Linked DNA regions of Mus musculus: regions 2, 3, 4 and 5 are each linked to region 1. Evidence: chromatin loops called from intact Hi-C (ENCODE). Cell type or tissue: left cerebral cortex. All regions are shown on one strand.

Region 1 (5,000 bases):
TTTGGACCCTTCATTGGTGAAGACTCTGCTGGCTTGGAGAGAGCCCCTGGGACCTGACTCCAGGGCCTGGCACCCTTCCCCTCATCCTCACAGCCTCCTTCCCCTCATCGTTCCTGGTTCTTCCTCTTTATTTATTTTTTTTTCTCTGCCTTTCTCAGCCTCTTCTCTCCGTGACCCCATGCTTCCTCTTGTGTCTGTCCTTTGACCTCCCACTGCTCCCTGGGTGCCCAGGCTGTGGCTCGGGGTCCCTGCTGCTCCTCCCACTCTGCTGTGGTTGACAACGCGTGTGGAGCTCAGCTGTACTGCCCCAGGGCCCATGACCCTCAGAGCCACAGTGGGTGTTTGTTTACCGCCACTGCAGGAACCTTCCGAGGCCCAAGGGATGCCAGGTGCATCCAGGGCCACGGTGCACCCGGGCAGAGCTTGTTCATGGAGAACCCACATGGGCGTCACTCTTAGCCAGGGTTAAGGATTGTCTACTCTCTGAAAGACCAGGGTCAGAGCAGGGCACACCTGTAACCTGCTAGCCTCACAGCAGTGAGGAAGAGATGCCCAGGCTCAGCGAGAGCTGTCTGAAGTCACTCAGTGTGTATAGGACTGAGGCAAGGACCCAGCACCCACAACCACACCTCCAGCCCCACCCTCCAGCCCCAGGCAGTCCCATCACTCCAAGCCTGGCCAGGGCTTTGGACTTATTAAGTGGTATAGAACAAATGACCCAAGACTGTCTCCTTGAAGGCTAGCTGACTCCCACCAACCAAAGGGTTGATCAGAGGCTCCTGCTGGCCTGAGATGTAGGCTCTGTGTAGACATGGATTTTCTAACTTTGTGAAACCCTTCCAGCTTTGAAACTGGGGACAGCCCAGGCCAGGATTGAGAGCCTTTGCTTATCAGTGACTTGCATTGTGCCTAGAAGTCACATTTTGCAGATCTTGGTGTCCCTATGGAAGGCCTTGGCTCCTTAGAAAAATTGACAAAATACTCGTTCTGCAGGGTGGCGGAGTTCTCGGTGCCCCCAGGGCAGGGACAGATAGAAGGAAGGTTCCTGTTCAGGTGGCGCTGGCCTCTGGGGCTTTGGGAGGTTTATGGCCTTAGGAAGGGGGCCCTGGGGCAGACCCCTGTTTTGGGCTTAGAGCTTGAGGAGTGACATGTCACACCTGAGCTCTAAGCAGGGTGTCGTCCCAGAGCAGGGGATGCAGGGGCCCTGGCCTTCCTTACCCATCTCCCTCCTAGTGATTGGGTAGATGTGGGGTCGGTCAAGCCCTCATCCCCTGTATCCCCTGTACGGCTGGGATTGCCAAGGTGCCCGTCTCCCTTAGACATGAGAGGCCTGGGCCCCTCCAAAAGGGGACACAAGCCCTCTTCCCACCACCTGACTGCCCTGCCTCTTGGCGCTAGGAAGGGTTGGAGCCCTCTTGAGGGCATGAAGGACATGGGTCCAACTGAGGACGGGGAGAGGGCACCTGGGCACGCGTGGTCCCCAGAAAGTGGCCCTAGGGGGAATTCCCGCCTGCAGATACCCCTCCCTGTGAAGGATGTAAAAAAAAAAATTACACACAAAACCTTGTTTTTGCCTTTTTTTCTCCCTCCCCCTCTGCCCACCCCATGGCCCCCCCAGACTGCCTGCGCGTCGGCTGCGCACCCAGTAAGTGGCTTGCCTCTTCTTTTGCAGCGACCCAAGAGGTCTGGGAGGCTGGACATTGGGGTTTAGGGAGAAAGGGATGGAGGGAGGGGGAAAGACAGTTTCATTATTGGCTTGCAAGGGGTTGTGGGGAGGGGAACAGGTATGGGGGTGGGATGGGGAATTGTGGAGGGCAGGATGGACAAAACAAAGCAGAACCAGGAAGAAGTAGTTGGTAAGGATGGTTATGGATTCTGGGAAAGGGAGAGCCAGGGCACCTTGTTGCCCAAGTCAGTAACAGGAGGAAGAAATCTGGAGCTAGGCAGCACCTGGTGCGAGAACATAAAATCTGTAGACTTAATGATGCATCTCCACCAGTGGCCACAAGGGGGCAGGCGAAGTACATGGGAAGGACGATTTGGGTAGGAAGGGTGGGGGTGTGCCCAGAGCCTCAGAGTCTTTTAAGTCGTTGTAATGCCTGAGTCTGCAGAGTTCCTGCAGGACTCAGAGTTGGCCAGTGAGGGCTGTAAGCAGGAATTAGAAGGGAGGCCAATGTGGACAGGCCCAGGTCTCTCTGTCACTGAGCAAAGAGATCTGGACATGGAAGGCACAATTGTGTCATAGTGTGGTGCACACACCTGAGGCCCTTTAAAGCCAGCACCCCAAACCCCAGGCAGACAGCGTTAGGGATCCAGGGGTAGCCCAGAGGTGCTGCCAAACCCAGAACACCTGACAGATGTGGGTGTTGACAATCATATGTCAATCAACTGTCAATAGTCACAGCTTCCAAGAAACAGAACATGTCTGTGGCCACGCAGGCTCTTTGAGTGCTACATAGGGTTAGCCATTCCAGGGTGTAGAGTTAAACAGGAATATACAGGAAGGTCACAGTGGGTTCAAGCTGTGCACATGGAAGGTGAAGCTGTGGGTGTCCTTCCTTTGGGGTGTGTAGTGTTTTGAGTGTGAGGTCTGAGAAATCAGCTGCTAGCGTCACACTAAAGGTCCGTAGGAGAACAGAGGAAGGTGTGCCTGTGTTCCTGGCTACCATTCTGTAACCAATGGTATCCTCTGCGGTCACACAAAATGGCAGGACGAGGTGGGGTTTGTGACTCCAGGTGTAGAAGATTTCCCTGCATGCCCTCCAGGTTCGAGGCAAGGGGCGTACACATTGGTGTGTGCAGGAAGTTGAGTATATCCATGTGCAGGTGGGCTGCCTCCTGCCTGGGGCGCTGCCTACAGCCATGTGTCGCGCTATGCTCACTCCCCCCTTGGTGCTGCAGGTAAAGGCCCCGAGACACTGTTTGCGGGGCACAAGCTGAATGACAATGAATGGCACACGGTGAGGGTGGTCCGGCGTGGCAAGAGCCTGCAGCTGTCCGTGGACAACGTGACTGTGGAGGGTAGGTGGCCTAGACCCAAGATGCTGGATGTATTTCCAGAGTGCTGTGTTTGGTAGCCTCTGCCTGGGTTGTTGTTTCTAGAGAAGTTATTATTATGGGTCTGGACCCCAGGGACTATTTCAGCTCCTTCCAAGCATCTTCCTGGAAGCCTGCTGCTCCACTGACTGCTGTGGCTTTCCCCGGAGTGGTGGGATGGTAGCGCTGGCCCAGGATATCTAGTAAGATCCCTTCCTGTGGCCTTGTTTGAGGACATGATCTTTTCCAGGAAGACGAGGCCCTGTTCTAGAGGTGACCCCGTGTTTTGTGCACTATTTCCTTCCCTGACGTTGGTTTTCTGTCCCGAGCAGGACAGATGGCAGGAGCCCACACTCGGCTGGAGTTCCACAACATTGAGACGGGCATTATGACAGAGCGGCGGTTTATCTCTGTGGTGCCCTCCAACTTCATCGGGCACCTGAGTGGGCTGGTGTTCAATGGTCAACCCTACATGGACCAATGCAAAGATGGAGACATCACCTATTGTGAGCTTAATGCCCGCTTTGGCCTGCGTGCCATCGTGGCTGATCCTGTCACGTTCAAGAGTCGCAGCAGCTACCTGGCGTTAGCCACGCTGCAAGCCTATGCTTCCATGCATCTCTTCTTCCAGTTCAAGACCACGGCCCCAGATGGACTTCTGCTGTTCAACTCAGGCAACGGCAACGACTTCATCGTCATCGAGTTGGTCAAGGGGTGAGGGGATGGGCACTGTGGTCCCCTGCTGACCCCGATAGAGCTCCTCCCTGGCCTTTGGGAAGGTTCAACACACCCAGACATCAGGTCAAGAGCCACATCTTTAGTCATCAGCCAGGAGGGTCCCTCTGCAGCCAAGATGGAGAAGCCCAACCCTGCTTCTGGGCTGTTGGCTCCTCGGCCACTTCCTTGCCAGGGTTCCCAGTCACGTCCCTTCTCTGGCCACTGTCCTCTTTATGGCAGAAGTCAGCCAAGTCTTTCTCTTGCCCTGGAGAATTGCGCCCTCAAGTAGTTCAGACCCTGCTTCTAGGGGACCCCTACTGTATTACCAAAACTCCCCTTCTGTCAGGTCCTCTTTTGGGGGCCAAGAGCAAGTGCTTCCGTGACCTCCCTGGGACAAGACTTCATGCCTCAAGCTTCCAGTGCCATTTTTTGGTCCCTTCCCATGGGATCCCTTGTCTACCCCTCTGCCCCAGGCCCCTGGTTTTTCTGCCAGCAGTAGCTCATTCTCGCCTGGCATCTCTGTGGTGCCCGTCTGATCTGGTGTTTCCTCCCTACCGTGGGGCAGGTACATCCACTACGTGTTTGACCTGGGAAATGGCCCGTCCTTGATGAAGGGAAACTCAGACAAACCAGTCAATGACAACCAATGGCACAATGTGGTGGTGTCCAGGGACCCAGGCAACGTGCACACACTGAAGATCGACTCCCGCACAGTCACGCAGCATTCCAACGGTGCCCGAAATCTGGATCTCAAAGGTGGGGCTGGAACCTCTGGAGAAGGCCAGCCTTACCCCAGACCCCCTTCTCCATTGAGATCAATCCCCCGCCCCCTGAAAGGGGGTCAAGGCCGCTCTCCCTCACCCCTCTTTCCTGTTCTCCATGGTGTCTGGCTGACATTTCCCACCTGTGTCTTACTGGGCTCTCCTGTGAAGCCACTTCAGATGGAGCACTGGCCAGGCTATTTCCCACCAGGGTCCCACCATCTCCAGTGACTGTACAGCAGTCACTGAAATTGTCACTGCCAGTCCCCAGTGTAGGTGGCCGAGAGGAAGAGGAGGAAAATGAATAACAGGAGGGGTAGGGGGAGAAGGAGGTGGTGGACTGGGCATTGGAACAGGAGACGTAGGCTGCAGCTATTTCAGAGCCATCTGGGGTCCACGAGACCTCCTTGCACACACATGCCTGGAGCATCCCTTAGCTTTACGGGCTCCACGTGTGTCCGTGTAACCCAAACTGTCAAAACCTGG
Region 2 (5,000 bases), 430 kb after region 1:
AGGCCAGGACCTGAAGCCAGTCCTGACCCGGCCGACGCACCAGGCGCGACCCCGCCCGCAGCCCGCCCCCCGCCCGCGCTTGCACATGGCCCCCGCCGCGCCCGCCCACCCCCGCGGCCGCCTTCCCCTCCGCCCCCGGACCTTGGGCTCCGGCAGGGCTGGCGGGCAGGCATGGGGGCCGAGCGGCCCGGAGCGCCGGGGTGAGCGGGGGCCGCCTCCTCCGGCCGCACCGCCCCGCCGCGCTGCGTCCCCCCTCACTCGGCGGCGCCGCTGGCTGCTTGTAGGACACAAAAGGACATCGCGGCTGCTTCCTACTCCGCTTCCTCCAGCTGACAGCGGAGGCGGGGCCGGCCTGCGCATGCAAAACAGGGGGTGGGGCCAGGTGCCCTATGCTAATATCCGAGGGAGGCGGCGGCGCCTGCGTACCCGGAGGACAGCGGGCAGGCCTTGTCGATACACACGCGTGCGCGGCCTCCTGTGGGCGGGGCCTGAACCTAGGGGAGGAGCGAAGACTAGGAACTGGTGCGGGAGAGAAGCCGGAGCACCCTTGCATCACGAAGGAGGGCGGTGCTCTGCCTTATAAGAGTGGGCGTAGCTGTTCAGTGAACTCACTCTGTGAGGGCGTTGAACGTGTATGTAAATGAAAGGCGGGTTTATGTAACTGCATATGCATAAGGGGTGGGGCCTAACAGGGTGCTGCTCCCCACCCCACCCCATTATGTTGATGGGACACTTGACAGATTTGGTAGATCAGCACCCCTGAGGACCCTCAAGTGGAGAAGCAGACCTAAAACATGCAAGTAGCCCTGGTTTGCGAGTTCCTCAAAGGCAGAGGTGAGACACGAGCGGACAAAACTCAAGGTCACTGCGGTGACCGAATGAAGGTCACGGGGAAAGGCGGGGCCACGTGCGTCCGCCTCACGCAAGCAGCCACGCACTGACTCTGGGACCATGCATAGACTCTTTAATTTCTCTAGGATTCAAATTCCATGCAGATGAGGTTGAGCTTGGGTTCGAGGGACCGGAAAGGACACGGAGCGGACGTCTCGTCGGCCACTTGAGCTGGAGGTTCACTGATCCAAAAAGTACAGCCTCTTGTTCCTGCGCTTCCTGATCCCTTCGATGTATCCCTGCAGCTCTTTAGTCATGAAGTGGTTCCTGCCAATCGTGGACCTATATGCTAGGGAGAGGGAAGAGCTGAGCTCAGGGCCATGAACAGCAGCAAAGGGCTTCCCCCATTTGAGGAACCACAGGTGATTTGAGGTGGCATTTAGTGCTGGATTTGGATCTGTGTTAGTTTGGGGAATTTTGGGTCTCCTAGGTGCGATGTGAAGAATGGAGGGGAAGAAGGCTGAAGAAGTTGCTGCAAGCCTGAACAGAGGCAGTGAGACCCAACCTCCTCCTGAGCCGCTCACTCTAACTAGTTATCTGGCCCTTTCTTCCCTCTATGTGCTCATATACCATGAGCAGAAGGTTACGCAGATAATCCAATATCCAGTACATTTACCCAAAAAAAATCCCGATGTGTCACAGCTCCCACACCTGGGAGTGAAGCAAAGCTACCCAAAGGCTGTCACTCCACTGAACAAGCAGAGAAAACAGACTTGCTAGAAAGGGGCTTATTTTAAGTCCTCTGAGTCACTCACTCCATTGAGTCGGCCTGTGCCTACTCTCTTGACTTTTAATTTTTAGGGCATCCTTGTGAGTGCTAAGGGGATCTGACAAGACTACATATCCTGAAACTCCACAGCCCCAAGCCCTGCCAAAGCCACCAGGATCTTTTGTGGAAGCTGGGGTGGGGGTGGGGGTGGAGTGCTCACTGATGAGGGCTTTTTTGAGAATATCCAGAACTTCAGTCTCCATGAGCTCCATCAGAGGCAGAGGCAGCTGGAAAAGCAACAAGAGACTCAACCAGTTCCATGGAAAGCTGAAGTGGTCCCCACATGACCTCCCCAGCTTGCCTGCCCCACTTTCCTGAAACCTGCCCATCTGCTGCTGCCCACTACTCAACCCCAGTAGTCTCCCCAGTAGTATCCTCCAACCCTGTTCTGCTGCTCTGTCCAGTAGGTTCGATGTGGCTTCCATAGGCTGAATATTAGTGATTCTGAAGTAGACGATGCTGGAGAAATGAAGAGAGAAATCGGTCTTGGTCAGGCTCCTGGGTCATGGTGGGAGTGGGGTTCAGGGAATAGCTGCAGCTACACCCTGCATCAAAGGTCATAGGGGACACTGGTTTCAGCCCTAGGCTTTAGAATCCCACCCGGCTGAGATCCAGAACCAACTGTCCCGCTGTGTGAGACTTGGAGTCATTCATAGGAATTCCCTCTTGTGAGAATTGTGTGCCCTCTGAAAGTGTATTGTTGGGAACTGAATGCAGGGCATTGTATAAACTACGAAAGAACTCTACCAGTAAGCTATGTTCCTCAGTCCAGAACAGTCTCTTATGGCAGTTGTGCCATGCAAAGGTCACAGTACAAGAAGTCCTATGCTTATGTAACAAGTTTAATATAAATCAATTGTTATATCTGTATCACTCTTGTTTGTTTAGACATGTTCCCACAGTGTGGACCTAACTATCCTGGAACTTGGTATCTAGACCGGGCTAGCTTTGAATTCACAGCTTCCTGAATACTGGGTTCTTATCAGTACTCATTGCTTGATGAAGGTGGAAACGGACGGGACAGAGGATGGACACATACACATCTCAAACAGTGCTTGGCATACTGTGTGTAACCCCAACACTCAGGAAGATACCAAGATCCAAGGTCATCTTGGGCTATACAGTGAGACTCTCATTCCAAAAAGAAATACAAAGCAACAATAAAGTAACTATTGACCAAAAGAGAGACTTCCAAACAGCCAGATCCCAGCCAGGGAAGGAATTCTGTCCTTTCAGCTGGTGCAGTGATGAAATTAAACGCACAGGTGAGGGAGGGCTCGAAATATGCTTAGTGGTAAAGAATTTTCCTACCAAGAGTGATGTACTCGGTTCGACCCCCAGCACCACATTAAGATAAAAAGCAAAACAAAACAAAACAAAACAAAAAAAACAAACAAAAAACTGACTAGGTCTTCATTGACCTGCTTGCCTGTGCGTTTCCCGGGTTCCTCGTAGTAGGACGCCTGCCCGGTAGGGGGAGCTCAGAGAATGTCTGAGTTAAAGCGTGAACGGTTCTCGCCTGAGCCCTCTCCTAAGAAATCCTAGAAACTTGGGTTTCTATGGGCTTACCCCCATTTTGCAGGAAGGCACTTTAAGACCCGGGCTAGCCCCACCCTTATGGCACACCCATCGCCTCGGCGAGGCTATACTGACCTAAGGAGGTCTCAGATTCTTCGTGGTCCTCCCCATGCTCCAAGGACCTGCCATGGCACAGTTCAAGCTCTCGACGTGCTTGCTGCTGGATCTCCTCTGGCTCGAGGTTGAGGCTGTCCCTAATAGAAATGGTCTGGCTGTACTTGCGAATCCTGTTTCTTACAGATTTGCCCTCTTCGTCGAAGTCCTCGCAGACGTCGGATACCGACACATTCGCTGTGGACATCGTGGCCGTGCTCCATAGGTCACGAACATCTCCGTACAGGCTGGATCTGACCGAGCTGCGGCGATGGTTTGCGTGTTTGGGCACCGGCTGCGGGTCACACACAGGTAAGGTAGCCAAGGAATTCAGGGAGCTGGAGGGAGCAGGGAGACTGGACTGGGATTGGGGACTCTAGGAGAGCTGCCAAGCCCCCAGGCTGAATGGCAGGTTACTCTAAAGACCTGAAGGAGTACTAAGGTTCGTCTGGGCTTGGGGAACTCGGGCAGACTTCTTACTTTGACGCTTTCCTCCATCGTCCTGCACCAACGGACCAGTATCCACAGGGCTCAATCGAGAAGGGAGGGGGGTCACGCTCCAGGAAGGGGGAGGGGCAGTCTCCTCCCGGATGGTTATAGTGGTCTCGCGGGAGGAGACTTCAAACTGCAGATTGCATCAAGACTCTAAGTTGCTCCCACCCCCAATATCAATGCCAAGACTGGAAGTACCCAGTCCAGTTTCGAGTCCGGGTCTCCTCCAGGCAGAGACAAGAGTCTGAATACCTGAACTTAACCAAAAGAGCATGACTTGTCCGGTGTGGGGGCCCAAGGACGGCAGTGGGCCTGATATAAGCCCATGGTGGCGCGAGAAAAGCACTCGCACACCCACTTGGGACCCAGGAGCATGCACTCGGTAGTGCAGAGTTTTTGTTTTATTGGTGCAGGTTTTGAGGCACAGTTGTGAGGTGTGAGGGTCAAAACCGGCAGGGGAGCGAGGCAGAAAGCCTTGGATGGTGGGCTTTGGAAATGATTGGATGTGAAGAACCAGCCAGGGAAGAGCGGTGGCATTTGGCAACCACTGGACTCCTGTCAGGGTTGCAACCACGTGGAACAAAAGAGGGACGGCTCTTTGGTCAAATAAGCCAAGCATGCCTGAGCATCAGCAAGAGCGAAAGCCCTGGCGTGGGATCCGGGTCCAGAGATCCTGCCCCTACACCGGCACGGCCTTGTCTCGGAGTCGCCCAGGACCCCGGGGTCTGGAAGGCTTTTTGGATGGGTTGGGTCGGCGGCGACCCCGAGGAGCCCGAGGCAGGGCACAGCCACGCTCACTCTGCGTGTCTGAGGACTCGTCGATGAAGGCCAGATTCTCACTGGGGTAATCCAGAGCTGAGGCCGTGGGCGGGGACGGAGTCTCAACCTTCTCTGCGGGTGCAGGGGAGCCGGGCCTGCCGGCTGGCTCAACAACAGCAGGCGGTGCCGGCAAAGAGGAGGGCAGGAGTGGTTGCTCCTTCTCTGGCGGCGGGGCGCTGGGCCCAGTTCGCTGGGTCACTCGCGCTGTCACTGTGCCGGTCCAGCTAGCAGCCTGTGCCGTTAGGCCACCCATCTGCACAGAGAGGAAAAGGGGTCGACCCATTGCAGCTCCGAAAGCTGCCCTTTTACCAATTGCATCCACCTTTTTGCCTGACCCTTGAACCTCAGCCTGTGGATG
Region 3 (5,000 bases), 420 kb after region 1:
AAATAACATGTCACAAAAACAAGGAAACTTCCTACCTGGCCCCGTCCCCCTCACGGGCCCCACACCTCACCTTGCCTTCTGCCTGGTGGGCTCGACCCCACTCTTCAATCACAAAGACGTCATTAACGCTCAGACAGGCCACCACCTGCGCTCCCTTGGCCTTCAGAGCTCCAGCTTGCTCCACAAACCCAGGCAGGTGGGTCTGAGAGGAAAACAAAAGGTCAAAGGAGAGCAACTGCAGTTGCTCAGCCTGCTCCCCCTATTTCCTAACATCCCTGACCAGGGTAAGGAAACCAGTGTGAAACTGGCCACTTCCTTTTTGCCTTGGCTACTAGGAAGCTTGGACCTAAGGGTGTATGGTCAAGACCATAGGCAAATCTTTTGTCTCATTAGCCCGAGTCCCAAGGGCTTCCACCACCAGCGTCAATCAGAGCTATCAGATTTAATGTGGGTTCTTTTCTCCCACACTCCTGGTCCCCAGTTTCTGATTCTCGAAAGGAGAAGTCTCACCTTAGAACAGCCAGGTGTAAATGCCCCAGGGACTCCAAACAAAACACCTTTCTTGCCCTTGAACAGCTCTGCCAAGTTCACCTTCTTTCCCGGTTCCCCTTCAAATACCTCCACTGAGGGAATGGCATCTCCCACCTGGAGAAAAAGACTCCAGGGTAAAACAGAGTGAAGAGAGACTAGTGAACCACAGCCACACAGATAGACCTTGATGGAGCCAGTGCTCACACCCAGCAGAAAAAGTGCCTGGCGGTTCAGGGGTCCATTTCTGTCCTCGCTCTCCTGTATGTCCTGCCTGCCCCACATCCTACATGACTGATTCTGCTTAAGGCCAGTTGGTGGCAACAGAGAAAGGGAGAGGCCTTCTCAAGTGTTGCAATACTGTATAAACAAGCCACCCAAGATGGGTCAATGCACAGAGGAGGGGTACAGAGGGCTATGTTTGGGGTTGAGAAACCGCCTGGTAACAGGCAGGAAGAAAAATCCTATCCACACACCAGGAGAAACACTTTGGAAAACCAGGTTAGCTATGTAAGCCAAAATGTTCAGGATGTAGGCTCTTGGGGTCGGTGGGAAGTGTCAGCCCACCTGGGGGCTTTCAGAGCCACAAGAGGAAAGGAAGGCTGAGGTGGGTAGGTAAAGGTGCCCACCACCAAGCCTGGTCAACTGAGCTCTAGCCCCACAAGCGACATGGTAGATAGAACTGACTCCTGAGAAAATTGTCCTCTGACCACCACACTCACATGCCTGTTACCAAACACACACACTAAGTACATGTTTAAAAGTTTTTCTTTTTTCTTCTTTTTATAAAGGGCCTTTAATCCTAACATTCGGGACGCAGAGTCAGACAGATCTCTAGGAGTTTGAGGCCAGTCTGGTCTACACACCAAGTTCCTGGCCAGCCAAGACTATATAGTAAGTCAACCTCTGTCTCTGTGTGCCCCCCCCCTTCCTTCCCTCCCTCCATCCCTCCCTTCCTCTCTCCCTCCCTCTCTCTTTCTCTAAAAATTAAGTCCAAAAACAGGAGAGGGGATAGGTTCAAGAATTCCCAGAAAGATCAAACAGAAGGGCGGGATCGGGGTGAGCATACATAGAGTGGAAACAGAAGTGGAAAAGATCAACCCAGGTCCCCAAGGGACCATGGCTCTTTCAAAAGATGAGATGAAATGGAGTTTAGTACAATCACAAAAGTGCTGGGGCTTTGGGGAAAGGGTTGGAAAAGCTGCCAAGCGGCAAAAGAGGCATTTTAAGAATGTGGGAAATGACATAGCATTCGGTCGCTTGAAAATGGTGGGGACTTGTCCCTGGACGTGGCATAGATGTGAGAGGGCAGCTCAAGAAATGTCCCAGGACGGAGAAGCAGAGACAGGGTCTTACAAAAAACATGACAAGAAGAAACGTCAAGGAGGACAGCCCGAGACCCCGCGTGGAACCCAAAGAGACGCGATAGGCTGGACCCAGGAAAGGTAAAACCGGTCACCTTGATCGGGGCCATGGTCACCGCGGAGCTGCTGAAGCTGCGGGCTCCGCCACACTCCCAACCTGCTTCTTTCCGGCCTGCTCTGCCTGCCAAGCACGTCGATGCACGGAGCACAGAACTGGCTTTGCAGCCCAGGACTCGAAGCCCCAGCTGTAGCATACCCGCCCCGCTGCCGCAGCCCACCCGCAGATGGCTCTGCCCACAGGAGGTGGATGCAGGGACAGCTCCGCCCACGCCGCACGTCCCACGTCGCAGCCACAGCGCCGGCTTAGAGGGGCAGGGCCGTGACGCACTACGACGCGGCGGGGCTCTCAGGGCTCGCACACCTTCTTCAATCGCAGAAAGAGGTGCCTGGTTTACCGACGTGACAGTTCGTGACCCATAGCCGCAAACAGAGGTCGGGGATGATCTGGCTGAGCCTCAAATGTGTTCGTTTTACCTGCGCCGTAACGCAGCCGGTTTACACGTGACTTGCATAGTGTGTACTCTCTTCAGCGAGCGGGATTCGGCGTAAGCCTTTGCAGTCTCCCCGAGAAACGCTTCCGGTACCAGGACGTGACCCAACACAGTCCTTCCGATCTCGGCTGCCGCCAAGCCCCCCAAAAGGTCCCCTAAGTCGGCCACTTCCGGTCCGGCGAAGAGTTCAACGGCTTCAAAGCGGAAGTGGTAGAAAGGAGAAGTGTGGACTCCTTCCGGTTCCGGCCTCACGCGCTCCGCTGTGACAACATGAAACTGCTCACCCACAATCTCCTAAGCTCCCATGTGCGGGGCGTGGGCACGCGTGGCTTCCCGCTGCGCCTGCAGGTAACTGCACAAGGGTTCATCGCCCATATAGTTCAGGGTGGAGCCTCCGGGACCCGGACCTACCTCGCTAAACCTTTTTACCGCCCCCCCCCCCCCGCAGGCCACTGAGGTCCGCATCAACCCCGTGGAGTTCAACCCGGAGTTCGTGGCGCGGATGATCCCCAAAGTGGAGTGGGCGGCGCTTGTGCAGGCAGCGGACACCGTAAGGACCCCGCCCCTTCTGTCGCCCCTTGGGGGCGGGCTCAGGCTCTGAGCCTCTTCCCTGCCCGGACGGCCTCGGTGTTCGTGTGCCCACTGACCACGTACGCTTCCTTTCCACAGTTAAACTTGGCCGAGGTACCCAAAGAGCCGACTGAAGGCTATGAGCACGACGAGACATTTTTGAGGAAGATGCACCACGTGTTGCTTGAGGTGAGAATCCTTGGGCATCGCCTGCCCAGACCTCCCACTGAGGCTACCGGTGCTTAGCTTTGTCCTGCTCCCCTGCAGGTTGATGTACTGGAGGGCACCCTGCAATGCCCAGAATCTGGTCGTCTTTTCCCCATCAGCCGCGGGATCCCCAATATGCTGTTGAATGATGAGGAGACTGAGACGTAACCTTGCTAGCCGCCACTTTGGTATTTTGTTGACTGTGTGTTTCTGTTGTACGGTCTGTTAAATAGACGTGTCATGTGTGACCCCCAAACTCCCCCCAGTGACTCACCGACCACCGTGTACTTGAGCTCCATAGTATATTTTTTTTCTCATTAAAGGTTCAAAACCAAAAGCGGTTTCTCTTTGCAGCAAATATACATTAAAATAGAGTCTCTGTACAGCCAAGGGCTCTGGGCCCTGGCTTGCCCCATGGCCCTGCGCCTCCCTGGCCAAACCCAAAAATAAATATAGTGTTATTGCTCTGCAGGGCATAGAGGCAGTGCTGTCCCCCACCCCTTGAGGTGGGAGCTGATAGGGGGCCCTGGCCACCCCTGGGGTCCAGGGGCTGGAGCCTGCTTGGAGTTATTGCTTCAAGGGGGGGCAATAATGCCCAATGCGGATGAGGAGAGGAGCGAAGGGACGGGGCCTTTGCTTTCCAAGCCCCCCTCTGCTCCGGAGAGGAGATCGGATTAAGCAGCAGCAAAAGCATCACCCAGTGGGAGCCGGCGGCCTCCATCCCTTCCCTCCCTGAGATCAGTGTCTGCCTCCTGCACATCCCCTGCAGCCCCCTATGGCTTCCGCGAGGCCCCCAACACTCTTGGGGGGCACGTTATGGCTTGCAAGGGGCAGCACTGTGCCCACACCTGGGCATTCACTTTCCTGGCTTCTGACAATCCCCCACACACACAAAGTGGGGAGGGAAGGGCATGAAGCCTTCTCCCAGGGGCGGATGGCATTGCCCTGGCCCTGCCAGCAGGCTATGGCACTGCCCAGACTCCAGCTTTGCCCCTTTGGGGCTAACACCCTATGCTGGGCAGATCCTGCCAGCCACCCCACCCTGTCCCACCCCTTGCCTCAGTCCATCATGGCCTCAAGCATTTCCAAAAACAGCTTGTGCATGGGCACCTTGCCCTCCAGCTTCACCCCATAGAAATGGGCCAGGACTTTGCCTGCTGTCTGGCGGAGGAGTGGCAGCGTAAGCAGCAGCCTGCCTGCACGCCTCCGCTCAGCACCCCCTCCAGGGCCAGCCCGGCCAGCTTCATACTCCAGCAGGGCCTCATGCAGGGCTTCGCGCAGCTGCTCCACAGCCTCAGCATCTTCAATGTGCACAGAGTCTAGGAAGGGAGAGAACCATTGGCTGAGATGACTAAAGGGCAGGACTCATCTGTTTGGATACTCTGGGTGGGCTAATACACTCGCTGCTCTGCCTGTGAGCCGGGGCCTATCCTTTCTCACCAGTGGACACCTCCCAACCTCCACACTGCCCCTCTCACTACTGCCTGGTTGGCACACCACTAGGGCTCAGAATCCTATGTATAATTCAGGACCTTGGCTTACTTGGTGATTTCCAATAATTATGCCTCAGTTGTCCTCATCCACAACAAAGGGTCATACCACCATCATTGACAGTTGGAGGACCTTATGGGGAGACCTGTGTGTGTTTTCCCTGATCACTCACCAGAATTGGCAAGGGCCAGAGCTTTCAGCAGGACGTACTCCTCCCGCTCCAGCCGAAGAGCTTGCAGTCGCCGAACCAGCTGCAGCAGGGCTGCCCCCAGATCCCCCAGGCCAGCTG
Region 4 (5,000 bases), 370 kb after region 1:
GAAGGATGTGGGTGGGAAGCAGCGAGGATAAGGATACCGGAGGGACCAACCTGGCTGCCAAGCTGTGCCTGAAGCATCTGTAGTTGGCCTCGAAGCTCCCGGTTCTCCCGTTCCACTGCCCTTAGCCTCCCAGCCTCTGCTTCCCTCACCTCATCTTGCAGTGAGGGTGCTGCTCCGGGTAGGGAGGCTGGAGACATGACCAAGTCAAACTCTGTCCGCCCTCTCTGACTCCCACCCCAACACCTCTCAGAGACTTAGTAAGGACTTGAAAACAAGTCCTCCCCACTCAGAGAGCCTGCCTTCACCCCCAGATCCTTGCCCTTACCCTAGGCCTAACTCACCCTCCCCAGGGGAGCCTGGGGGTGGCTCCAGACTCCTCTGAAGTTCCAGCTCCAGCTCCACATTCTCTTCCACCAGCTGCTCCAGCTGATGCCGCAGAGAGTCCAGGTCCTGGGTGTGGAAAAATAGGTCAGTACCTTGTTCATCGGCCAAATGTGCAAGTCTGAATATCCCAACATACTACAGGAATCACGTAGAGAAACCTTGGGCATCATTAGAGTCATGGAGAACCAGGGACAACGATGGACAGGTCAGCCTAGCTCACCGCATGGGCCTCGCCCAACCGCGTGCGCAGCAGGAGGTTCTCCCTCTGGGTCTCATGCAGCCTGGCTGAGCGCTCTCGGGCAACCTCCAGCTGTTCCTCTAGCAGGACCTTCGAGGCCTCCAGGGCCTCGGAAAGGACCCGCTCCTCCTGGTGGGAAAGCCAGGAGGATCCTTGGTGAGATGAAATCTTTATGCTCAGAGCCTGGCAGTTCCAGATTCCTTCTCCTGGGACAGCTTCACACCCTGCCTCTTTCCCTACCTCCCATTGCAACTCTCTTCAAGGTCTCCCCAGGTACCCCAAGGAGAAGCCTTCCAAGGCCGTATCTCTCTAGACCCCACTTATCGGTACAGCTACTTGGTGGGGTCTCACTGCCGACTTCCCTATTTTACCCTATCCGTCTCTTCAAGTCTCCTCCTCTTCTCCCTTACATCCGCCCATCCTAAAGAGCTTGTCCCAGACTTCACCTGCTGTATCTTCACCCGCTTCACCCAGCTATCACGATTTCCCAAGCAAGGCTAGACCCACTCTTCTCTTGGCCAGACTCCCCTCCTACACGCCCCGCCTCCAGACCACACCCACCAAATACTCCGCCTCCAGCCCCGCCCCCACCTCACCTCCAGCTGACCCTTGAAGACCTCTGCAGCTTGAAGCTTCTCGCGACAGCGCCGCAGTTCTTCCTGCAGGCGTGGCAGGCGGCCGGCCCGCTCCCGCAGTGCCTCTGCCTCCTCGCGGTAGAGCTCTGCGCGCTTGGCTTGTGCGGACAGCGCCTGAGTCTGGGCCATATGGTGTGGAACTAGGATTAGCGAGCCACGGGACAGAGGGGTGAGGGATCGCAAGAAGCAATAGGACCACGATGAAGAGGGGACAATGGCGGAGGGCGGTGTGTTGGGGGGAAGACGTTGGACCGCACCTCCTGGCGGAGCCTTCGAATTTCAGCCTCCAAGCCCTGCACCTCGGCCTGGGAGTCCAGCAGTTGCTCAGCCTTCTCCTCCCTGGAAGGATGGGATGATGGAGGGTGTCTGCCAGCTGCAGAGCCACACCCGGGGGCTGGGGACCCATCCAGATCCCACTGACCCCTTCCTGAGCCTTCAGACACTCACACCTCCTGCCTCAGGCGTCTCAGCTGGGCCTTGGCATTGGTCAGCTGCAGAGCCAGATGGTGCGAGACACCCTCCGCAGACGCATTAGCAGGAGCCTCTGGCAGCAGCAAGTGGGCTGGCTCCCGCTCTAGCAGCAGTTCAGCCAACCGCTAGCAGGAAGTCAAAGGTCAAAGAAGCATCTTCCAAAACCTCTGCACATCGGGCCTCCGATCCCAACAAAATCGTTCTGGGTTATGACAGCCCCATCGCCCCTTGCCTGTCCCCTACCTGTGCCCCCAGATCGCGCTCCCGCGCCAGCCTGGACATCATCCCTGTCAGGCTCCGTAACTGCATCTCCAGCTCCTCAGCCACCAGCTCTCCGGATTCTGGTCCAGCCAGAGCCAGTACCACACCAGCACCAGGTTGGGTCACCTGAGGGCACAGAGAGCAATACATCAGGAGGTGAAGGTGGCTTCAGGGGTAGCAACAAATCCCCTGTGCCACCCACCACAGTACCTAGAGATCAGGAGTTAGACATAATTCCTGGTAGACAGACAGACAGGAAGAGCAGCCATGACATGGAAGAGGTGGCAAAGCTCTTCCAAGATGGCCAGCTTCCTCCTCAACCTGCTTACTTAAGACAAAAGCCTGGCAGCTTTTGCCGCCCACTAGTGGACCCTTGCTGACATACTGGCTCAACAAGTTCAAGGCCTGATGAGGACATGTCACACAACAGTCTCTGACCAGAGAAAATAGGGTGAGGAAGACTTCTCAGAGTCTTTAAAACCGCAGGCCTCCAGAGGAGACCGGGTTTGTTTGTTTGTTTGTTGGGGGTGTTTTTGTTTTTGTTTGTTTGTTTGTTTGTTTGTTTTGGCTTCCTGAGCCCTGCTTCTGCAAAGCAGAGCCTTGTTCTCTGTGTGTCTGCAGCATGTGTGCTTGCTCGCCCTCCATAACCGCCTCTCCTAACTGCTGTTTCTGTCTGCTGTGCAAGAGCTCTCTCTGCTGCCACCTGCTGCGCTTCAGATTTTTCCCTGCCATTTAATTCTTCAGCTGGCAGAGAAAATGAACCCAATCAAGCCCCTGGACTGTATTGCTGCCGTCAGTACCTCCTGGATTGCACCAGCCAGCTCGCTCTGGACGTCAAGGCTGAGGCCCCGGATGTGACGGATGAAGAGCTCCCGGTGTTCACACTGTGGTGGACAGAGAAGGCCCAAAGCTGGCACACAGAGGCCCCTCCTCCTGTCAGAACTCCATTCTCTTCTCCCGTCCCCTCTTCACCTGCACTGAGGCCCCCAGCAACAGCCGAAGGATGCTTTCCAGCTCGTCCACTGCCTCTTCTGCTGGGCACAAGCCACAAAGGGTTAAATAGGGACATGGGGCAGGGACAGAGGACAGAGGGTGGGTAGGAAGCAGCACCTGAGAAGGGGTCACACCCCATTGTCTGGAGGTCTGGAGGTGGTGATAGGATCAGCAGCTGTAGCTCCTCCTAGAATAGGCCAACACTAAGAAAGACACCTTCACAGGGGCTGCTGGGCCTCCTGTCTGGCCTTCCCAATGTTTTACCTGGTAAAAATCCCTCAGTCGCCCCCATAGATGACAGAGGTTCCACATCCGACAGGCTGCAGGACCATCACGGCCCCTGACCATTCGAAGTCCTCCTCGGGAACTGGGAGCACTATGATCACCCAGGGAACATGGGTGAGAGGTTGGCTTGAGGACCTCCCCACAACCCAGACAGGCCTTGCCCTCCACCCTCAGACTCCTCCTACTATTCACAGCCCCCCCCCCAACTCAACTTCCCCATGTCACTTACATGATGCCCAGCACCCGAAGGAGTAAGGCTCCATCGATCAGCCGCAGGAATCTCTTCTCTGTACAAAGAGCCCCCTCTTCCTCCTCCTCCTCCTCCTCCTCCTCTGTTCCCCCCGCTGATTCTTCTGCCTCCCCCACCAGCCCAGCCAGTCCCAGTGCCTGTGGAAACAAATAGAAGTCAGCTAAACAGGTAGAAACTCCCCACCACCACCACCCCCAACTAGTAAACTCATCCTGAGTCCCTGATCTGTCCCAAAACACTCTATGATTCCCACTACCACCCCCCCACACACACACACACACTTCACCAGTGCCCCTGAATGCCTCCTGCCCCAGTTCCCAGACCAGCTTCCCCTCCCCCCCCCCTGCTGATGCTATACACCCAGCCCCTCCTCCCCCAGCCCTCAGTCTGCCCCACACTCTCTTCCTCTCCCACCTGACCCTCACCCAGGTGGCCAGACTCCCACTCAGAAAGCCTCTGAGCCTGGGCCCCTTGGCCCCCTCCATGTTGGGGGTCAGGGTGTAGTCCCTGTCACGCTGTGGCAGCTACACCTGCTCTGAGAGGAAGAGGAAGTCCCCGGCTGGGGGATCCCAGAGGCCCAGCCACAGACCCTGTACAGCTTCCTTCTTCCGGGGTTCTGCAGGGCTGCGAATCGTGTCTCAGCACATACACGCAAACACACACACACATCTTCCCTGGGTCTCAGATAAGGTAAGACTAGCTACAAAGCTGTAAGTTAGCTGAGGGGAGGCCTACAGGGTTCCTGACTCCATGGGAATAACGGGAAGACCTTTTCTCTCGTGGGCAAGAGAGAGTGACCTCAGCCTGGCACTCTGTCGTCACTAAAAGAGCTCTGGCCTTGCCTTGGAGTCAATAGGCTGGTCTAGCATTCACTATAGGTAGTCCAGGATGGCCTTGAATTTGTTCTTCATTTGTTGGTATCTCCTTCTTCAGTCTCATGCCAATCTGTCAGCTGTTGAAGCCTGCTACAGGTGCTGCATGTCCCAGCCAGCTCCTCTGAACCCCAGGAGAGAGTAGACGCTGACCCTCCTGGACTTTGTAAATACTACACTGAAAATGGAGGAAGGCCAGTAACCGCAGTTACCAGACTCAGTTTCCCATCTGTAAACTCCTTAAAAGGAAGCACACAATACCCGGGAATGTGACTCAGTCCATAGAGGGCCTGCTTAACATATACAAGGCCCTGGGTTCAATCTCTAGTACCTTATAACCGGGAGTAGAGATGCATGCCTGTGATTCCAGCCCCTTGAAGGGTAGAGACAGGAGAATCAGGAATTCAAGGCCATCCTGGATTACCTATAGTGAATGCTAGACCAGCTAAACCAATTTAGTGAGACTGTTTCCCAAAATAATGATGATGCTGGCCAGGCATGGTGGCACACATCTTTAATCCCAGCACTCAGGAGAAAGAGATAGGTGGATCTCTGAGTTCAAAGCCAGCCTGGAGTTCTAGGACATCTAGGCCTGTTTAGAGAGACCCTGT
Region 5 (5,000 bases), 450 kb after region 1:
ACACACATACATATACACAGTCTGCTACATGTGCCACAAAGATCTTTGAGCCACATTCCATTCTGCAGCTCTAGCCGCGCGCTGCCCAGGCTGCAGGCATAGCACTGCACCACGCTCCGGCAGACCCTGGCACAACTAACCACCATGGGCGTGCCCGCAGGGCCGAGCTACCCTAGAGGTCCACGCGCACGAATGCGCGCGCTCGCGTACACACACACACAGATACACACACGGAACCCGTGTGACACCGCACGCCAGCCGCTTGCTCCCACCACCTCCCCCGCGTCCTTACGCCGACGCCTCCGAGCGTGACCGGCGACGGGACGCACGGTCACACCACTCGAGGAAGGCATCCACGCGCGGGAAGTGTCCCGCCCTGCCGGTTTCTCCCAGCTCCCAGGGCCTGAGATCCAGCCCACATTCCCGCGCCTGCTCCGCACTTACTGTCTGCCCACTCTGTGGCTGCGGCTTTGGCTGCGGCCAGGTCTCCCGCGCCGCCTCGAGGGTGTGCGGGCTGAGCCAAGGAGGTGCCGGCGGCAGCCCAGAGACCGAGCCGCCGGCGGCCGTCTGACTAGGACCCCCCTCCTCCCGCCCTCAAAAGCCCCCTCCTTGGGAGCTTAACCCTACCAGAGCTGCGTCTCCCTACGTGCCGCACCCTCGCCACCGGCTCTCGCCACCAACCGCCTTGAACCCAGCCCTTACCTGCACCTGCAGCCTCTGGGCTCCCCAATGCTGTCTTGTCCAGGCCAGTGAGTGGCAGAAGACTCAGAGAAGGGTCGACGTGAAGTCCAACCTTCCAGGCTGGGATTGGGGCCCCAACGCTGCCCTAACCTGGACATCAGCTGGCCCGGGGCTCAGGACAGCCGCCACACTCATCTCCTGGAATCTTCTAGGTCTATTACTGGACTGGGAAGAGCCTTCGTTTCTCCGCCCATGAGGATAGTCTGGGCCTTGGGCTCAGCACTTGTGAGGGAGAGGCCCCCAGGGAGAAGAGGGTATGTGGGGGTGGAAGACGGGGAGCTCTCTTTGAGGCCACCTGGATTTAACCAGCTGAATGGGTTGGGTCCTAGTTCTAGGAAGTCACTGATAGAGCACCTCTTGCTCAGGCTGCATTCCCATCTCTGATCCTCCAGGCCCTGGGGTCACCCCCCCCCCCCAACCATCTGCTGCCTGACAATTCCAGCAGAAAGAGTGCTAGCATTTTCTGAACAGCTAAAGCCGGGTCCTCTTCTGTCTTTATCCTTCTTTCTTCTTCTTTATATCCTTTTTTTTTTTTTTTTTTTTTTGGTTTCTCGAGACATTTCTTTACTGATTTCCACAAAATCTCTCCTGTAGCGTTCAGAGATCCCATGCTATTGTGGTCAGTACTTTTGTTGTTGGGATGTTTTGCTTTGTTTTGAGACAGGGTTTCTCTGTGTACTCCTGGCTGTCTTGTAGACTAGGATGGTCTCAAATTCAGAGATCCACCTGCTTTGCCTCCAGAGTGCTGGGATTAAAGGTGTGCCCTACCATTACTGGGTTTTGTGGTAATTGTCAGTATGTTTAAGTGACCACCCAGATGATAGGGGGTCAGGGTGAGTTACCAAACTCCCTAGTTCCCACTTACAGTAAAAGGGTGATTACTTAACTCTGGGTGCTGATTTTGAGTATTTAGGAAGTCAGTATTTGGGGGCTGGAGAGATGGCTCCGTCTTTAAGAGCACTGGCTCTTCTTCCAGAAGACCAGAGTTCAGTTCCCAGCACCCACTACTGTCTGGGACACCCTCACACAGACATACATGTAGGCAAACCACCAATGCCTGTGCACACATACAAAGTCAGTGGTTTTTACTTTGGTTCTTTCTCTTTTTTTCGTTGTTATTTGTTTGTTTTTGGAGCCTTAGCTGTCCTGAAACTTGCTCTCTAGTTCAGGCTGACCTCAAATTCACAGAGACCCACCTTTCTCTGCCCCTCAAATGCTGAATTAAGGGCATGAACCACCACTGCCCAGCTGAGGTCAGCGTTTATAAATGCTTAAAGCCTAGCACACAGAATTAAGTGCCCTAAAAATGTTAGCAATTCTGCTTCCATCCGAAAGTGATTGTCCAGCTTACTGCTGAAGTCTGAGCCTCTGCTGTTCTCTCTGGAGACCTTGTAGACCTGGCTCCAGGAGAGTCCCAAAGAAAGAATTTCAAGGCAGACTTACTGCTAGGCTGAGATCTCAAAGGAGCTAGAATCACCAGGTTTATAGACAGGAGTCACAGGCTCTAATAATCAATCCTGAGCCACAGGGCAGATCTGCAAGGATGTCCGGAACTCAGGGCAGTGACTAAACCTTTGGGAGCAGTAGGATTTGTGTACCAAGAGCTGACTCAGCATGCAAGTAGCCAGGGGATCAGGGTTAACCCATACCCAGGTAAGGAGATGGAGGCTGTGCCACACAAGCACACCCTTTATAGATCTTCCATAAACTTGACACTTGAAGACCACAGTAGAGGTGGTGACAGAAGCCAGGCCTCAGGTCAGTGAGATGGTGCAGTGCTTTGTAGGGCTGCTTGCCACCGAGCCTGAAATTCCAAGTTTGTTTCCTGGAACCCATATGGGTTTTTCTGACTCTATACCTGTGTGTGTGTGTCTGTCCATCCATGTATGCACACATAAATACATGCACAGCACACACACACTAGGCCTCCACAAAACTAATTTAATCCATTAGAAGACAAGATGCCTACCAGGCTGTGGAGATGGCTTAGCAGTTAAGAGCACTTGCTGCTCCTCCTCCAAAAGACCTACTAAGTTCAGTCTCCAGCACTGGCAACTCACAGCAACCTCTAACTCTAGCTCCTGGGGATCCGATGCCCTCTTCTGGCCTCTTTGGGCACTACACACAGGCACAGGTGCAGATACACCTATACATAAATATAAATAATCTTAAGAAAAAAATGAGGGGGGTGGGCAGGATGGCTCAGCGGGTAAGAGCACCCACTGGTCTTCCGAAGGTCTTGAGTTCAAATCCCAGCAACCACATGGTGGCTCACAACCACCCATAATGAGATCTGATGCCCTCTTCTGGTGTGACTGAAGACAGCTACAGTGTACTTATGCATAATAATAAATAAATCTTAAAAAAAAAAGAAGGAAGGAAAGAAAGAAAGGAAGGAAGGAAGGAAGGAAGGAAGAAAGAAAAGAAAAGAAAAGAAAAGAAAAGAAAAGAAAAGAAAAGAAAAGAAAAGAAAAAAAAAAGAAAAGAAAAAATTATACCAAACTGGGCCAATGAGATGGCTCAACAGATAAAGGCCTTTGCCACCAAGCCTGGTGATATAAGTTCTACCTTGCCAGTCCATATGAAGGAGTGAACCAACTTGTAAGTTGTCATCTGACCTCTACATATATGCTGTGCCAAGTGCTTATCCATACATACACGAAGACATATATACAAATAAATGCATGTCATTAAAAAGAAGTTAGCTCTGCGTGGTAGCACACATGCCTATCCTAGAGCTCAAGAGGCAGAGGCAGGTGGATCTCTGTGAGTTCAAGGCAAGTCTGGTTTAGAGTGAGTTCCAAGATAGCCACGACTACAGAGAATCCCTTTCTTGGAAAAACACAAACAACAACAAAGAATGTTAAAGGGCTGATGAGATGGCTTAGTGGGCAAAGGTACTTGCTACCAAAACTACACCTGAGTTTGATCTATAGGACCCAGGACAGAAGGAGATAATTGCCTCTACAATACATGAGCCCACACATACACACACACACAATAAATAAATGTAACAAAAAATTTTAGCCGGGCGTGGTGGTGCATGCCTTTAATCCCAGCACTTGGGAGGCAGAAGCAGGTGGATTTCTGAGTTTGAGGCCAGCCTGGTCTACGAAGTGAGTTCCAGGTCAGCCAGGGCTATACAGAGAAACCCTGTCTCAAAACCCCCCCAAAAAAAAATTAAATAAATAAATTAATTAAAGATGCCTGAAAGCCACATAATTACATTGCTGTGTGGTCCAGGAGGGGTTATGGCTCTCTGTACAACCAGTGAAGTCTCGTGGAGATTTGATTCCCTGGCCCCTCCCATGGAGATTCAACTCATGGCCTTGGACATTCCTGGAAAGTACTCAACAGTTAAGCCACATCCCCAGCCTGTGGAAGTGACTTTTCAACCAGGACAAACCTCTCGCTTCAGGTATTTGAGCTGAGCCTAAGGCAGGAGGATCATTTGAGGCCAGGACTTTCGGGCCAGGTTGGGCAGCACAGAGAAGGCTACTCTGAACCAGGAGAGCTTTAAGAGCAGAGGCACGTGCAGTGTCCCTGCTGCTCGGGGCTCACTACCTTCGCCAAAGGTGAATGGCAGCTGCCCAGCCTGGCAACCCATGTCACGGGCCAGCGTCTGATTATCCCGATGCCAAACAGGTCAAGGTGAGAAGGAACAGACGAGTGACAGGAGGGAGGACAGGGCACAGCCTCTGTTTATTGAGTGGTAGGCACAGGAGAGGTAGCCGGCTCCAGTGTGGAAGCAGAGGTGGCAGGTCATGCCAGGGCACTGTGGGCATCTGGTATCCTGGGGCCTTGTTTCCATTTTAGGGGGATGGCACAAGCTCACTACAATAGGAGCGGCAAGGAGCCGGCCAGAGGAGAGAAGCAGCCACAGTCTCCTGGCAACCTGGGCAAGAAGCAGCAGACGTACTTGGCACAGGGGCCAGGGATCAGGGGAGCTGGGGCCTGGGTATTCTAAGGGGAGTAAAAGCAGATCACGTCTGTGGTGTAGAATAGAGGCTGTGGTGGTGACTACCAGGTCCTGGCACCTGGGAGAAGAGCAGAGGAGTGGTCCTCGTCTGGCTGGCCCCTCCCCAGCCTGGCTCACGTCCGATGGCACCATACCAACTGCCAGAGCCCAGGCTGCCGGACATGCTGCGGGCAGAGAAACAAGGTGAGTCCCAGGCAGTGCCCAGGGCCACATTCTTGAGATGGGAGAGGCTGAGAAACAGAGAGCCCTAGGTCAAAGGGCAAACTGCTTTTGTGGGCAG

What was found. Peaks named below come from ENCODE experiments on the same cell type or tissue, not always from the same donor. Only the 100,000 strongest peaks of a DNase experiment are listed, where the experiment ranks them.
Region 2: it touches region 1 in a loop (3-fold over the local background); 6 of 42 quality-filtered maps call a loop at or near these places.
Region 3: it touches region 1 in a loop (2.5-fold over the local background); 2 of 42 quality-filtered maps call a loop at or near these places.
Region 4: it touches region 1 in a loop (3-fold over the local background); 9 of 42 quality-filtered maps call a loop at or near these places.
Region 5: a loop joins it to region 1, with 2.5 times the contacts of the local background. A loop is called at or near these places in 6 of 42 quality-filtered maps.

What each region holds. Positions count from the first base shown.
Region 1 is chr19:6,487,166-6,492,165 of GRCm38, forward strand. Nrxn2 (neurexin II) reads left to right here. Exons shown (of 23, transcript NM_001205234.2): 12 at 1,619-1,645; 13 at 2,902-3,021; 14 at 3,369-3,750; 15 at 4,319-4,509. Gm52381 (a long non-coding RNA gene) reads right to left here. Exons shown (of 2, transcript XR_003952843.1): 2 at 3,839-5,000. Among named protein-coding and RNA genes, the nearest start is that of Gm52381, 7.6 kb to the right of the region's middle. In left cerebral cortex, a CTCF peak has its summit at 2,011 (motif pointing right); a DNase peak (open chromatin) is centred at 2,014.
Region 2 is chr19:6,921,481-6,926,480 of GRCm38, forward strand. It overlaps Esrra (estrogen related receptor, alpha), which reads right to left and starts at 328. Exons shown (of 7, transcript NM_007953.2): 1 at 142-328. Catsperz (cation channel sperm associated auxiliary subunit zeta) reads right to left here and starts at 3,900. Exons shown (of 5, transcript NM_001039494.2): 1 at 3,812-3,900; 2 at 3,314-3,626; 3 at 2,043-2,119; 4 at 1,821-1,887; 5 at 946-1,180. The coding sequence starts at 3,829. The coding sequence ends at 1,071. It overlaps Kcnk4 (potassium channel, subfamily K, member 4), which reads right to left. Exons shown (of 7, transcript NM_008431.3): 7 at 4,182-4,895. The coding sequence ends at 4,503. In left cerebral cortex, a CTCF peak has its summit at 3,124 (motif pointing right); DNase peaks (open chromatin) are centred at 480, 1,568 and 3,140; H3K4me3 peaks cover 1,440 bases; H3K27ac peaks cover 1,689 bases.
Region 3 is chr19:6,907,472-6,912,471 of GRCm38, forward strand. It overlaps Prdx5 (peroxiredoxin 5), which reads right to left and starts at 2,635. Exons shown (of 6, transcript NM_012021.3): 1 at 1,988-2,635; 2 at 511-645; 3 at 71-202. The coding sequence starts at 2,146. Trmt112 (tRNA methyltransferase 11-2) reads left to right here and starts at 2,227. Exons shown (of 4, transcript NM_001166370.1): 1 at 2,227-2,791; 2 at 2,892-2,993; 3 at 3,113-3,202; 4 at 3,281-3,557. The coding sequence starts at 2,714. The coding sequence ends at 3,388. Esrra (estrogen related receptor, alpha) reads right to left here. Exons shown (of 7, transcript NM_007953.2): 6 at 4,884-5,000; 7 at 3,506-4,539. The coding sequence ends at 4,280. In left cerebral cortex, no CTCF peak of the experiment used is centred here; DNase peaks (open chromatin) are centred at 2,242, 2,591 and 3,010; H3K4me3 peaks cover 3,270 bases; H3K27ac peaks cover 2,134 bases.
Region 4 is chr19:6,854,138-6,859,137 of GRCm38, forward strand. Ccdc88b (coiled-coil domain containing 88B) reads right to left here and starts at 4,074. Exons shown (of 27, transcript NM_001081291.1): 1 at 3,943-4,074; 2 at 3,497-3,654; 3 at 3,247-3,358; 4 at 3,100-3,169; 5 at 2,962-3,020; 6 at 2,790-2,873; 7 at 1,972-2,115; 8 at 1,705-1,853; 9 at 1,515-1,596; 10 at 1,219-1,377; 11 at 605-751; 12 at 342-450; 13 at 51-187. The coding sequence starts at 4,002. In left cerebral cortex, a CTCF peak has its summit at 2,688 (motif pointing left); DNase peaks (open chromatin) are centred at 2,692 and 4,077.
Region 5 is chr19:6,933,646-6,938,645 of GRCm38, forward strand. Kcnk4 (potassium channel, subfamily K, member 4) reads right to left here and starts at 870. Exons shown (of 7, transcript NM_008431.3): 1 at 703-870. Gpr137 (G protein-coupled receptor 137) reads right to left here. Exons shown (of 7, transcript NM_207220.3): 7 at 4,412-4,884. The coding sequence ends at 4,725. In left cerebral cortex, a CTCF peak has its summit at 2,864 (motif pointing left); DNase peaks (open chromatin) are centred at 17, 348, 670 and 2,832; H3K4me3 peaks cover 1,396 bases; H3K27ac peaks cover 1,518 bases.